Regions from separate parts of the Mus musculus genome. Here region 2 is linked to region 1. The links are chromatin loops, found by intact Hi-C in ENCODE. Cell type or tissue: gastrocnemius. All regions are shown on one strand.

Region 1 (8,000 bases):
ATTGCATTAGGGTTTATTACTTAGAGAATAAAAGAATTTGAGAGTCTCACAACCTTTTGATCCAAAAATACTTAATGATACAGAATTTCCCATAATTTTATAAAATACATTAAATGGGGAATTATTCCTGGTTATAGAGTTGACTGTTGAAAAAGACTGATTCCATAACTTCACCATTAAATACGAGACTGAAAAGTTAACTCATGTGTTACTTTAGCTAATGGAATACACTTTGACACCTTCAAATTTTTTCACATTGTTTTTAAGTGATGAATAAATTCAAATCTGCAATGCAATGATTAGTTTTGTTTAGCATCTTGACACAATCTGGAATCACTCAGGTAGAAATTATCAATGAGGGATTGTCCTTTAAGTATCTCTGTGGAGGTGTTGTGGTTGTTTTCTTAATTAGGTGAATTGAGGTAGAAACACATGCCTACTGTGGGTGATACCATTCACTAGGCATCTAGGTGATCCTGACTGGGGAAAGGGAACTGAATATAAACAATATAAACATACATACATCCATCTCTGTTCTTGAACATAGATCTAACTAGCTGCTTCAAGTTTCTGTGGACTTGATGTCTCTGCTGTGATGGACTGTTATCTAGGACTGAAAACGTTGTTGCTTTTACTGCTTTTTGTCTGTTTGTCTGTATATTAAATCACAGCAATAGGAAGTGAAACTAAGACAGTCCCCTGAGAGATCTGAATGGTTTATGAGGACTGAATGGTTTCAGAGGCTGAAAAGTCCTTGCAAAACATACTGGAAGACTTTGTGGACTTTGCAGGAAAAAAAATGGGTTTTAATTAAATATGCAGATCATGATAACAGATTCTGAGTCAGGTGTCTAAAAATGAACTCCAATGTATTGTCAATGAAGTCAGGATTTTCTCTTCAGCCAAATACATTTACTGGACAGTTTAGACTGAGTGGGTTGGCCACACAACATTAGAAAACATCTCCATTTGTAAAAGATGAACCATGAGCTCTTGGCTCTTTGGGTGTAACATATATAATGATGAGCATAGCAGGGTTTAACCCATCTTGTCAAAACATGTTACACATATGCACACTGCAGTAATGAAACTGGGTGCGCTCACCTCCTAGGCAGTAGCAAGCACACCTTCATTTTGCTTATGCCCTCCCTCTTTATGAACACAGTTTCCCTTCTCATTTCACTATCCACAAGCAAGTGTCACCAGCAAGCTTCTTTACAAAATGTTTGTCTTTTAGCTTATGTTGGTTTTGCAAATACCCTGGAACTCATAATTTGTATATCTATGTTCTTTACATTATACTCCTTTAAACTGTAAATGAACCACTATTAAAGAATTTTAAATTATTTCTCAAGAATTGCATTTCCGAGCCGGGCAGTGGTGGCACACGCCTTTAATCTCAGCACTTGGGAGGCAGAGGCAGGCGGATTTCTGAGTTCGAGGCCAGCCTGGTCTACAAAGTGAGTTCCAGGACAGCCAGGACTATACAGAGATACCCTGTCTGGGAAAAACAAAACAACAAGAACAACAACAAAAAAGAATTGCATTCCTGGGATTTGGGTCTCTGGTGAATTTTATTTTAGAGATCCCACACTTTAGCGATTTGGGTCTTTTGGGTGTTCGGCAGGATTATGATATTCTTTATGTCTTTAGCTAATATGGGGAAAGTCTTTCACATAGAAAATTTGAGTTTTAGATTTAAACTTCAATTATCTGATTTTAAAACTGTGCTTTTTCACACGGAGCCATTTGCACGCCCCCGCTCTGAGGCAGACTTCAGGTGCAGTCCTGGTTGGCATCTGCACAAATGGCTGTGTTTCCTCTCCAGGCTTCTGTTCTATGATCTCTTGTCTTATTTTCAGTAAACACATTGTTTTCTGAAGCAAATCTTAAACATAACATTACATATTGGATAACAAATTGGTGTGCTCTTCCCTGGAGAGACAATTTATCCTGTTTCAGCATTTCTTTGCTGCCCACAGTTTTGTGCAGGGTTGAGGCCTCCTGGGCATTCCCCTGTCTATTAAGCGTGTCTATTATTGTAGAACTTCGTCAGTTCATTTTTGGGTAGGCATGTTGGGAAGACTTTATGGTTGTTGCTTCTGATATTTCTAGGAGACACCATGTCATAAGAAACTCCATGAAAACAAACAGACAAGGAACATTGTAAAAAAAAAAAAGTAGCAGGTTGCATTTATTAAGAAATCTATTTGTATACATATATATGCATGAAGCAATAACTAATGAAAATAAGCGTTAATTTATATGAGAATGTTTATAGGAAGAAAGGGGAACCAGGAAATGATGCAATTATTATGTCGATTTTTAAATACCACAGAAGACAGCTCAGCACTTTAGAGCACTCCTTATCTTACAGAGGACCCCAGTTATATTCCTGACACAGACTTAGTTCCAGGACCTTGGACAACCTCTTTTGGCCCCCATGGCTACCAGGCATACATGTGTCTTCAATATCTGTGAAAGAGGGGGCCAAAGCAATGAGGAAGGGCAAGGGGAGGAGAGCCAGCAGAAAAATAATAAACTGTCACAAAAATGTTCCACTCTTTAGTTCTAGTGAGGTTCTCAGAAAACTTTGAAACACCAGAATGTGAGTTACTCAAATAATAATCTTTGCTTCTAACCTGTATTTTTAATGGAAATAATGAAGTCCTGAATCAGGTTTGCCTGAGTCTCCTTTCCTTTCCTTCCTTTTGTTTCTTTTGGTTTGCTTTGGGTTTTTGTTTGTTTGTTTGTTTGTTTGTTTGTTTTTATAATCGAATTAACTCCAGAACATTCGGGGGTGCCGGCTGGGATCCTTATCCCCACCAATAGACCAGTAGCTGCCTAATGAGCTGCCACGGGAGCCCCTGTGAGACCTAGGGAAGAATGAGAGGCTGAGCACTGTGACAGACGCTTCAGCCTCGTCAACAGGAATCCAGGCAGTTAATAGATTCCTAGGATTTGAGGGGCTCACACATAAGGCTAGGAAGGTGAGGACTCATCCTTGACAGAGTAATATCCCCGTTCTGCCACCCACTTGAGTTTTGAGTTTGCTCACAGAGACAAGGGTCCTTTTAGGTTGTGCTAGCTTCTGTGGGAGACTGCTGTGAGGGCACGAAGGTGACGACCTCCTCTCTTCTAAGTCCAGACCTTGATACTGGAAGGAAATAAAGCTATGTTTAAAGAGTCAACCATCATGGTGAAGCTTGAACCTTGGGGCCTTGTTCCTGGTAGTAGGAACATTGGAAGGGATGCTGCCCACATACAGTGACTACTGTAAATCATTTCCTCTGTATTTTCCTGGGGATAAAAATTGTGAGTTGAAACAGGTGAGTGGGCGTCATATTATTATGCAAAAAATTAATATTAGCAAAGAAAAGCCTCAAGGGCTGTTTGCTTGTTTTCATCTGAGAATAAGATGGGTTGGAAATGTAGACGTGTGTACATGTTCCCCTGTCTGCCGCCAGGGGGCAGCATCTTCTTGGGCAAAGGGAGGCCAGTGAGGAAGAAATTGCGTCTGGAAGATGCTGTTTGTCGCCTGGTGTCTTAAACCCTGAGGAAAGGAGAAATACCCTCTAAAATGGACTTCTCTAAAGAGATCTAAAAATCCTCAGAAATCAGAGGTCAATTCAAAAGAAACTATGGCTTCTGGGAGATGCTCAGAACATGGAAATCATTGATACTCTGAGAGTATTTCTTCTGAAGGGTTTTCCTTAGATTTTCCTGGATGAGATTTGGTGAAAGCAGATTTATTTTTAACAAATGCACACACATGGCATCCTCTTTCTTAGTGACAGGAACTTCTCATTTTTCCAAAATGTGCTTGGCAAGCTTGGCAGCCAGAGAAACGAGACTGGGAGACCTGCTGTTCCATGGTGCATGACGAGCAACAGAGGAAGCCAGTCTAAACCAGAAACCATCCTCTCAGGACGGATTCGGGAGGATGTTCTGCATTCACAACACTCACGTTCAAAGCTGTGGTTTCTTACTCCGCAGTAATTCTGCACCTTTACATCATTTTCTTATATACATTAGTGGAAAATTGGCGGGGGTGGGGGGGCGTCAGGGGACACGAAGTAGCTAAGGCACTAGACTTAGATAATTCTGTCAGAATTCTCAGCATTATTTTCCTTCATCATCTTTTTTCTTTTCCTACATGTGGCTTTAAGCCCAGTGCTTGTAGCATAAGCCCTTGAAATTCTATCAGCCAGGAAGTTGAGGTTTCTGACAGAATGAATATGCATGGCACACATAATCTACAATTTATTAGGCTGCTTCGCTGGTCATTATTGAGATTTGATTGTAATGCTTAGTGGCGTTAACATCCTCTCCATCCCCCTAACAACATTTATGGTCAGTAATAATATTAGCTCAATCCTTGAGCCTCGCTCTGCTGAATGAACCAAGCGACTTGAGCTCCTCTTGGCTCATTACTTCTAACAGGGCTCCTGTAGTCATGTCACACTCCAGCGACAAGCCTGACAGAATGGCATCTTTTAAATATTATCTCTGACATATTTCTCTGAAATGCTAGCCTTTCAATTAGTGTTATGCACCAGAAGTGACAGATTCTAGAAGAGTCACTTCTACAAGAGAGTACAGTAATAGGTGACCTACCAACAACAGTGGGCTAGAGAAGACATCCATGAATAAGTTCATTATAGCCCCTTGAAGGGGTTTCCACAGCATGGGCATGAACTAGTGGTCAATCAAGATGTCCATATATCTTTCTTTTGGACATTGTTTTTCCATTTCCCAGGTTCTGCATCTTTTGCTACTAAAAGCTGCTTCCTTCACCCATAGGCATTACAGATGCCCAAAGTCTGGTCCCACAGGAGCTCATACGTGATACCCTATTATTGCAGAACGTCAAATGCCTGTCCCCTTTGCCTTTGGGACGCACAAACTGACATGAAAGTTATGCTACAGAGACCTTGTCGGATCAAGCTGAGGTTGAGGTTTCACTCAAAATCACACTCATGCTTGGCTTCTTCTGTTGGGAGCCGCCCCCACATTCGCCGTTACAAGATGGCGCTGACATCCTGTGTTCTAAGTGGTAAACAAATAATCTGCGCATGTGCCAAGGGTATCTTATGACTACTTGTGCTCTGCCTTCCCCGTGACGTCAACTCGGCCGATGGGCTGCAGCCAATCAAGGAGTGACACGTCCGAGGCGAAGGAGAATGCTCCTTAAGAGGGACGGGGTTTTCGTTTTCTCTCTCTCTTGCTTTTTCGCTCTCTTGCTTTTCCCTCTCTCTTGCTTCTTGCTCTCTTTTCCTGAAGATGTAAGAATAAAGCTTTGCCGCAGAAGATTCTGGTCTGTGGTGTTCTTCCTGGCCGGTCGTGAGAACGCGTCGAATAACAATTGGTGCCGAATTCCGGGACGAGAAAATCCGGGACGAGAAAAAACTCCGGACTGGCGCAGGAGGGATACTTCATTCCAGAACCAGAACTGCGAATCAAGGTTATAAGGTTCCCGTAACACAGACTGTTGAGAAGGATTCAACTGCCGAATTCAGAACTCATCAGCTGGGGAACGACGGTGATAAAGGTTCCCGTAAAGCAGACTGTTAAGAAGGATTCAACTGTATGAATTCAGAACTTTTCAGCTGGGGAACGAGAGTACCAGTGAGTATGTTTGGCCTTGAATTTTTTCTGGTGTTAGGAGCCCTTTTGTTCCTTTTCACATGTTATATAGTGGTTAAGGCAGGGCTGAAAATTCTGGATGAAATTCAGGGCAGTCTATCAGAAGTAAAGCGGGGAGAGAGAGTAGGAGCAAGGAGAAACGGTAAGTATACAGGCCTTTCCAAGGGTCTTGAACCCGAGGAAAAGTTAAGGTTAGGTAGGAATACCTGGAGAGAGATTAGAAGAAAAAGAGGAAAAAGGGAGAAGAAAAAAGATCGATTAGCGGAGGTCTCTAGGAGATACTCGTCACTAGATGAGCTCAGGAAGCCAGCTCTTAGTAGCTCTGAAGCAAGTGAAGAATCCTCCTCTGAGGAAACAGACTGGGAGGAAGAAGCAGCCCATTACCAGCCAGCTAATTGGTCAAGAAGAAAGCCAGAAGCGGCTGGCGAAGGCCAGTTTGCTAATTGGCCTCAGGGCAATCGGCTACCAGGTGCACTCCCGCCCTATGCGGAGTCCCCGCCCTGCGTAGTGCGTCAGCCCGTGGTGCGTCAGCAATGCGCAGAGAGGCAGTGCGCAGACTCATTCATTCCCCGAGAGGAACAAAGGAAAATACAACAGGCATTTCCAGTCTTTGAAGGAGCCGAGGGTGGGCGTGTCCACGCTCCGGTAGAATATGTGCAGATTAAATATGGAATCAATGCTAATTTTACCTTGGTACAGTTAGACAGGCTTGCCAGCATGGCACTAACTCCTGCCGACTGGCAAATGATTGCAAAAGCCGCTCTCCCTAGTATGGCCAAATATGTGGAATGGCGAGCTCTGTGGCAGGAGGCGGCACAGGCGCAGGACCGAGCAAACGCTGCTGCTTTAACTCCAGAGCAGAGAGATTGGACTTTTGACTTGTTAACGGGTCAGAGAGCTTATTCTGCTAAACCTGATAAGAGGTGTCAATGGAGGGTCTTACCACAGGGGATGTCCAATAGTCCTACAATGTGCCAGCTTTATGTGCAAAAAGCTCTTTTGCCAGTGAGGGAACAATTCCCCTCTTTAATTTTGCTCCTTTACATGGATGACATCCTCCTGTGCCATAAAGACCTTACCATGCTACAAAAGGCATATCCTTTTCTACTTAAAACTTTAAGTCAGTGGGGTTTACAGATAGCCACAGAAAAGGTCCAAATTTCTGATACAGGACAATTCTTGGGCTCTGTGGTGTCCCCAGATAAGATTGTGCCCCAAAAGGTAGAGATAAGAAGAGATCACCTCCATACCTTAAATGATTTTCAAAAGCTGTTGGGAGATATTAATTGGCTCAGACCCTTTTTAAAGATTCCTTCTGCTGAATTAAGGCCTTTGTTTAGTATTTTAGAAGGAGATCCTCATATCTCCTCCCCTAGGACTCTTGCTCTAGCTGCTAACCAGGCCTTACAAAGGGTGGAAAAAGCCTTACAGAATGCACAATTGCAACGTATTGGGGATTCGCAGCCTTTCAGTTTGTGTGTCTTTAAGACAGCACAATTGCCAACTGCAGTTTTGTGGCAGAATGGGCCATTGTTGTGGATCCATCCAAACGTATCCCCAGCTAAAATAATAGATTGGTATCCTGATGCAATTGCACAGCTTGCCCTTAAAGGCCTAAAAGCAGCAATCACCCACTTTGGGCAAAGTCCATATCTTTTAATTGTACCTTATACCGCTGCACAGGTTCAAACCTTGGCAGCCGCATCTAATGATTGGGCAGTTTTAGTTACCTCCTTTTCAGGAAAAATAGATAACCATTATCCAAAGCATCCAATCTTACAGTTTGCCCAAAATCAATCTGTTGTGTTTCCACAAATAACAGTAAGAAACCCACTTAAAAATGGGATTGTGGTATATACTGATGGATCAAAAACTGGCATAGGTGCCTATGTGGCTAATGGTAAAGTGGTATCCAAACAATATAATGAAAATTCACCTCAAGTGGTAGAATGTTTAGTGGTCTTAGAAGTTTTAAAAACCTTTTTAGAACCCCTTAATATTGTGTCAGATTCCTGTTATGTGGTAAATGCAGTAAATCTTTTAGAAGTGGCTGGAGTGATTAAGCCTTCCAGTAGAGTTGCCAATATTTTTCAGCAGATACAATTAGTTTTGTTATCTAGAAGATCTCCTGTTTATATTACTCATGTTAGAGCCCATTCAGGCCTACCTGGCCCCATGGCTCTGGGAAATGATTTGGCAGATAAGGCCACTAAAGTGGTGGCTGCTGCCCTATCATCCCCGGTAGAGGCTGCAAGAAATTTTCATAATAATTTTCATGTGACGGCTGAAACATTACGCAGTCGTTTCTCCTTGACAAGAAAAGAAGCCCGTGACATTGTTACTCAATGTCAAAG
Region 2 (8,000 bases), 1.3 Mb after region 1:
AGGAGATAAAAACTTAAATAGATATATCATAAAAGAAAATACAGTGATGGCCAATAAGCATCTGAAAAAGTCTCACCTCTATTACTTATTAAATAAATCAAGTTTAAAACCTCTAGATGTGCTTACCAAATGGGTTAAAAGTAAAAGGCAAGAACATGAAGGAACTCCAACACAGTATGATCTGAAGTAATACAATAAAATCACAAGCATTCCATTGCTAAGTATTTACTAAGAAGAAATGAAAGCATGTGTGGAATAGCTCCATTATTCTAAGCTAAATTCCAGAAATCACTTAAATTTCTATCACTGGATAGTATGTATACTCATTGTGATTTATGTGGACAATCCCAGGCCCAGACATAGTCAGCAATAGAAAGAGCAAATCACTGGCACACCATGTCTGAAACTCAGAGCTAAGAGTGTTGAAAAGCTACCGGGCTCTGGATAGAAAGTAAGAATGACATCTAATGTTCCAATAACAACAGAGGTTAGCTGTACTTGGCAAGTAACTGAGCATTTCAATATAACAATACAAGAGGATATTGAATGTCAGCACAAAGTAATAATTAACGTCAGAGGATGAACATACCAATTACCCTGATCTCATCATACACTGTACACATGTATTGACATTCTGCTCCATACATACACACCATTTTATATGATCATTTAGAATAAATAGATATTCTTAAAAGAATTAGGAAAGGTGTCGGGGCAAAGAAATAGACACAACTAGATTTTTCTCCAAGGCTCCAGTTTTATAAAACTAAGTAAGCCTATAAGAAATCTGGTGGTTGCCTCTACAGTGGAGGAGGTGGAGATGCTGGGAGGAGGAAGCAGGATACAGGAATGCTGGGAGATAATTATCCTTATCTGACAGTTGAACTTACTTGTCAGCTTGACTAGATTCAGATTCAGAAACATTTAGGAGAATCTTGACTCACCTCTGGGCATGTCTGTGAGGGTGTTTGCAGGCATCACTAGGTAACAAGGACTCTAATGTAATGCTTATATTAATCACTTAATTAATAAATAAGGGACTTGCTGGTAACTGGTGAAAGGTATGTGCTGGTCTGAAGGAAGGTGGTCACTGCAAAGCCCGTCTTTGGCTCCTGGATCCTGCCTTGGCCCTTTCCTGTCGTCTCATCTCTGTTTCCTGTGTACAGTGATGAGAATGGTTCTACTCTGCAGATCCCTTCATACTATATCTAACTGACACCTCTGAAATAAAAAGCTAAGAAAAACACTTTTTTTCCTTAAGCTGTTTCTGTCAGACAGTTGGTCAAGCAAGGGAGAAAAATAACTAAAGGAAAATCCCTATCAGGCATACTTATTAGAGTGAACGGTACAGCTACTACTTGTCACATAAAATACAAACCATAAAATGTTCACTTTTATGGTTCATTTACTCTACTTCATAAATCATGCCTAGGATACTCACCGCAAATATTCACATAAATTAAGTAAATATGAAGTGTTTACACTGATCAAATATTATTCCTGTATTATTGAGAACCAAGCTGCTTACAAGACTCAGTGACTTACAAAATCATCATCAATGTCTTTCCCACAAGTATACAGATTGGCCAGTAGTCCTGCAGGACTTGTCTTTTCTGGAAACTACAAGAGTCATCCTGGCCATGTTTTCATGGGGTTAACCAAAGCCAAAGAGCAATGAGCAGTATATATGTAGCCTGAGCTTGATAGTAGAGTCCTTCTATTTTCCTCTTCTATTGGCTAAAGTAAATCAATGGAGCAGGCCAAAAGCCAATAAAGTAGTATGGATATCCCATGCATTGTAAGCTGAGGACAAGGCTGAGGACAGAAGGCAGACTTATAGACAGAGTACAATCTCATTGTCACATAGTACAATGGCCAGCTAGTGTAAGGGTTGTCAGAGTCTCAGAACATTTTGCAGCAGCACACCAGTTACCAAGCCATCCAGAAGCCATTTGGTTTTACCCTGAAGATTATATGAAGGGAAGTCTTAGCATCTCTTACACATCCTAAGAGAGAAGAGTGATGACACAGAGCGCCACACTGCTGGATACTGACGTGAGACATAAAACTTCACTCCAGATGTTTGTTCACACATTTGAGAGGGTGACTCTGAGGAGCAGAAAGCCTGAGGCTTACAATGGGAGAAGAAATGTCAGTTAATATAAAACAATACAACACAGCCATCTAATGGAGCCTGGGTGCCACAAGCCTACCTGCTGCCTCACTGGGACAATAGGAGGAAGATCAAAGCACAGGCACTCTGTTCCCCTACATTGATGTTTTAGTTAGGTGGCAGCAGCACAGACTCCTGGGAAAGGGCGGGGGGGAAGCAGTGTGTAAGCTCTATCCCTGGATGTGGCTTGTGGTTTGCAGTTTTGCTACTCATCAGCTCTGGGAGTCATACTCCTGGGTGACAAATTGCCCATACTCAAGTTAATAACCTCTCATGTATGTTCTTGGTCAGGACCCTCTCTAACTGCACTGGCCACAAACAAACAAAAACCATTAAAATAGAACATCTGATATCAACGTACACTCTGTGTGTGTGTGTGTGTGTGTGTGTGTGTGTGTCTATGTGTCTATGTGTTATTTATGTGTGAAAGAAAATTATGAAAGAAAAAATAAAGTTTTAAAAGGGAAATTAAGAAGGCAAAGATGAAGACAGGTTTTTAAGTTTGTTTGTTTTAGAAACTATAACAGAATATATATGCATATATATATATATATATATATATATATATATACATACATACACACACACACACACACCACACACACACACACACACACACACACACACACACACACACACACACATAGGCATTTCATTGATCAGTTCAGTCTCTGTTTGCACCTGTAAGCCCCGCTTAGTTGAGGTCCTAAGCTACAGTTGTGTAGCTTGGTGTTCTTGTGAAACTCCTAACAGTGGGAGCAGGGATTAGTATTTCTGACTCTTTTGCCTGCTTTTAGGATCCTTTTCTGTCTATTAGGTTGCTTCTTCCAGCTTTATTTTGAAGGGAGATGCCTAGTTTCGTTGCAACTTGATATTCCATTTGGTTGATATCCCTGGGTGGCCTGCTCTTTTCTGAAGAGAAACTGAAGGGGAGTGGGTCTAGGGGAGAGGAGAGGTAAGGGGGTGAAGTGAGAGGAGGGAAAACTGTGGTTTGGATGCAACATAGGACAGAAAAATACGTTTTAAAAACTATTAAAAATAAAAACATTTAATTTGTAAAAAAAAATAAAAAATAAAAAAATATGGACTCAATATCACTTACTCCTAGCTCAAAAGAAGTGGATATAATTTTGTTTTTGTTTTTTAATGGAAGAAACCAAGGTCATATTTTACCTACCTATACATAGTAGAGACCAGACTAAAGATAAGTGGTGGTAATTTCTTTGCATTTTTACAAAAATAATAGAAAACCCAGACTTCTTTATATGCATATTAAGCCATGTTCTACCCAGAACAACAGATGGCATGTAAACAAGGCCCTTTTCTACAAAGTTAGCATTAATTTAGACATGTGACCTGACCCTTCGAGGTCCATCCAACTGTGGATATCTTCATCCATTCTATCAACTGTAGAAATCAACCATGGCCCTCACTCTTCCAACAAGTAGTGCTTTCAACAGCCATTGATCACGCATGACCAGATAGAGACAGGTGACTCTTAATGTAACATCAGTTAAGAACCAGGATTGCACAGATCTTCAGAGGCTCTTCAGCATGGTAAAGGCTCATGTTGACTACACCCTAAATGAGAAAATAACAGCTAATCTTAAATTTGTAAATTCCCTAAAACCAAAATCCTTAATTTCTATACCTTCAGCTTAACATATTGGATGGAATCTTACAATTCTGTAAGACTAAAATCACAAATGCTGACATTTTGAAAGTCAAGTCCCCCCAAAACACAATTCAGACTGGAAGAAGGACTAAGGAGCAGAAAGCAAATTGTAAGGAAGGGATTTGTGAGTTTTCTGTGTACTTCTGCCCCTTCACACATAGTGCCATTCAGTGCATCATATTACATTCAAAAATGTCCTTCATCAGATAAAGGAAAAGTCCTGCAAACTCGATGGCCTATGGATCAGAGATGCCACCTAACAAAAAGTTTCCCTTGGTGTTAAGAACACATTTAATGGTGAGATAGTCTTCAAACTTTGAGTGATGAAGAGCATTGTTCTTACACTTGCCAACATTATCCAAAGGACAAGAAGCATGCGTCTGACTGTGGCTAAGGATTCACACTTTCCTTCAGGGCTTTGAGGAGACATCTCTTGGGCAGGACCTTGCAGCTACTGACTTTGGGTGCAAAGCTTTCCTGAGAACTGCCTAGGATGTAACATGGTGATGCCCTCCCTCCTTCTAGCTCTGCAATTTCAAGCCTGAAACATTAAATTGCTGGAATGTTTTCACAAGCTCAGTGAGAGGTAAAGTTGAAGGTTGGATGCATTATTTCTAGCCCCTGTGGAGACTGAAAACAGCTTAAAGGACCCTAGACATCATCTTACTGAGGTCCAGTGACTACACATAACCCCTTCCAGAACCCTCACTGCTATCTGCCTGTACTCTTCCAGGATTAAGAAGTAAACCCATCCTCAGATGGCGACTTTGCATTTTCCCTGCCAGGCCACCTGTCCAGTACAGTTCTAAAAATTAACAGAGGGACAATAAGGATTTTTGGCTAATACTCAAGGCTGTATTCCCTGCTGATGCCGTGGCATTAGAGAAAGGACCTGAATCCCCATCTCCTTCTTAGTTTTCCATTAGTTGGATAAATAGTGAAAATCCTAAAAGTCTAAGCATGGCCTCCCTGACATTTCTAAAGTACCATGGGAACCACAGCAATCAGAAAAATAAGCTTTGCATGTAATTCCAACAGAAAATCCATCTGGAAAAATGCTTTCTAGATTCACAGGTTTATTCTTCAGACTTTCTCATGAAACAGCACGTGCCTATGACTGCAGAAACAGCTAGCAGCACTGGAATTTTGTTTTTGCATATTTTGAAGAAAAGAAAGAAAAATTACATTTTCCCCTCTTATCAGGAATATTACATTTAGATGAAACTGTCATCAGCCAAAGTGTGGTGCTTGCACATTACAGCCTTGTTTATAAGCAACAAGGTGCCTGTGTGTTCTTTACTGTGCTCTCTAAGAAAGGCTAAGATATCTACGATCAGGTTTCAGGAGAACTTGCCCTGATCTGTGAAGATGTGGAAAAGGGGAGTGAAGTAGAGTCCTCAGAGGGCTTGTGAGCTTGATCTCAGATATGGAAGTCATGGAGACATTGTGTGTTCTGACCGTGGGAACTGTATCCTGTAAGGGAGTTTGAGGAAATTTTCTTATAACTTGTTCCCAGGGTTGCAATTTTGCTTTGCAGCCGAAACCCAACCAATCAGGAAACACTGGCAGACTGGAGAGAACCCTATCAGCAACCAACACAATGTCAGCATTTTCCTACAAGCCTATTTCCCTACTGCCTCAGGCTGAGTGCTGGGAATGCACCCAAAGTTCAGGGCCTGTCAGGACCAAGACTCACTTTCTGCCTCCCTCCCAGCTGCCCTTTGAGCTCTGGATATCAGCAGTGTTAGAGAAGCACCACAGCTGATTCATCATGTTGGCCTCTGGTTGGTCCCAAAGAAATTAGAGTGCCCTGCACTTCTGCTTAGAGCAGTGGTTCTCAACCTTGGGTCTCTATCCTCACAGAGGAGTCACATACCAGATGTTCTGTATATCAGATATTTACATTACAATTCTGAACAGTAGCAAATTACAGTTATGAAGTAGCAAAGAAATAATTTTATTGTTGGGGATCAAAACAACATGAGGGAATGTACTAAAGGGTCACAGCAATAGGAAGGTTGACAACCAGTGGCTTAAAGATTACAGATTAGTCTCACCTTCAGATATATAGGCCAGAGCCCAGTCTGCTGATGTCAGAATTGAACCAAACACACATACACTAACAGGCATGTTCATAAAGAGCTCCAGTACTTGTATCCTCATGTACCTTTCTCCTCTTTCTATACATTTCAAAGCATACTTCCATGTGCCCAACATTTGATATGAGGGTCAAGCCATTGGGTTGGAGGTAATAGTTTAAGTTGTAACGCTCTCAGTGGCTTAGGCAAGGATAAAGAAATGTACAAGAACATTCAAACAAGCCTCAGTCACATGGGAATCAGTGTGAGAATTCTGGTGGCATTCACTGGGATTCCCACAGGCACCAAGAATGGGTCATCAATTATTTCAAAGGCTGGGATCAAAGACTATGAGCCTTTAATTTTTCCTCATTTGAAAAATTTTTAACCAAATTAACAGAGTTGGAAGAACAAGGCGTTCTGATTGAAGGATAAAATATTTATTATTCTTAGCTGCTCAGTGTCTAGAGTCCCCCTTACTACTATGCTTCAATCCAGCACAAGGGCAGCACAGCCTCAGGACTCACCTATGCAAGGCTGGATGAAGTCCCTCAAAGGTGTCTGTATCCTGTTCCCATGAACCTGAGATTATATGTCTCTATGTATAGCATCTTTGAAAACCAGAAAAAGATAAGGATTTTGACACAATGTTCCTGTGTTGCCTGGGTAGGCCAGTATCATCAGAAAGGTCTTTATAAAAAGGAGCCATGGGGACCAGAGTGTTAGGAATAGGAAAGGCCATGTGCTGATATAAATGAAGAGGTAGCCACAGAGGGAAAATTGCTACTTGACTGGCCTTAAAGATAGCCTAAAGGACCATAAGCCAAAGGAACAAATGTGACCTTAGGACTTCCAGAAGTAGCTGTTCATCATCTCCACCTCAAGCTTCCAGACGCTAGCCTGAAGTGGGTTTCTGTGTTAGATCAAGTTTGTCATAACAACCATTCATAGAAAACTTAGATACTGCCTGCCAGTCTCCATATCTCTTACTGTAATGACCCCTTCCTGTGTCATGAAGGAAGTTCTTGAAGAATGATTTGCCCAATCAGCTCCTAACAGCTTTCAAGCCCTGATTGGTGACAGATGGTGAATATAAGTCCAACTCTTTTGCCCTTGGATAAAAAATAATGTGTCATGAATTCTACATAGGTTTTCCAGGCTCTGTCAGAGGATTAAGCACCAAGTTCTCAGCACCCGGATTGGAGAGAGCTGTTCCTGGCTGGAGTCACTCCTCTCTTATCTTTCCAACCTTCTTCCGGATACTTTCTTGGATTACCTCTCAAATGTTTTCCTTGTACTTGAATTCTCCTCATGACACACTTTTCATGGACACAAAATAAGAAAGAATATAATTGAAGTATTGCTTTGCAGTTCTACAGCCACTCGCCTAAATCAAGTGATTCAGCCCAGACAATCCCAGGTTACAACATGAACCTTAACGAGAGAGACAAGACATAAGGTGTTGAACTGGGAAGTGATAGGTTCTGCCTCTGTTGGGTTTCCCTGTTTCCCTGGTCCTGGAATCTCAGAGTCCCTGTGAGCCTTCCAATGAATCACATGCTCTCAAATTAGTGAATTTCTTCCTGTAACTAAGAGACCAGTAAGTAAGGAGTGATAGAAAAAGACATAATTTTTGAGAGCTGAAAGGAAACCATGCACCGAATGTAGAATGGCAAAAAATCAGACTTGACACCTGAGAGAAGTAGCTTATCATTGCCAGGGAGTAGGTTCAGATAGGAAGCTATAGGGCATCCCTCCATTACACCCTTTCCCTGATGGAATAAACCCTGTTTCAGTACAAAGGTAACACCATGTGATATTTTTGTGAAAATTGACTCACATATGAATTTGGAACTAGGGAGTATCACTTGAAGAAAGTCTGGGGCCCAGGAGACCTTCATTATCTGTAAATCAATACATGGAAACACAGGGTTAAGGTGTCTAGATAAAGTGTGCCCCAGTGGTTGGTGTATTAAAGGCTTGGTTGCCAGCTGATGAAGCCTCAGGGAAGCAATCGAATGAGTAGGGTTCTGACTCTATCAGTGGTTCATAATTTGAAGTCACTGTTGAAACT

What was found. Hi-C counts contacts between places; a loop is a spot of excess contacts. Peaks named below come from ENCODE experiments on the same cell type or tissue, not always from the same donor. Only the 100,000 strongest peaks of a DNase experiment are listed, where the experiment ranks them.
Region 2: a loop joins it to region 1, with 5 times the contacts of the local background. A loop is called at or near these places in 3 of 42 quality-filtered maps.

What each region holds. Positions count from the first base shown.
Region 1 is chr2:138,030,092-138,038,091 of GRCm38, forward strand. No RefSeq gene overlaps it. Among named protein-coding and RNA genes, the nearest start is that of Gm14062, 160 kb to the left of the region's middle. In gastrocnemius, a CTCF peak has its summit at 3,470 (motif pointing right); DNase peaks (open chromatin) are centred at 3,476 and 3,856; H3K27ac peaks cover 426 bases.
Region 2 is chr2:139,352,190-139,360,189 of GRCm38, forward strand. No RefSeq gene overlaps it. Among named protein-coding and RNA genes, the nearest start is that of Gm14066, 49 kb to the left of the region's middle. In gastrocnemius, no CTCF peak of the experiment used is centred here; DNase peaks (open chromatin) are centred at 4,304 and 4,633.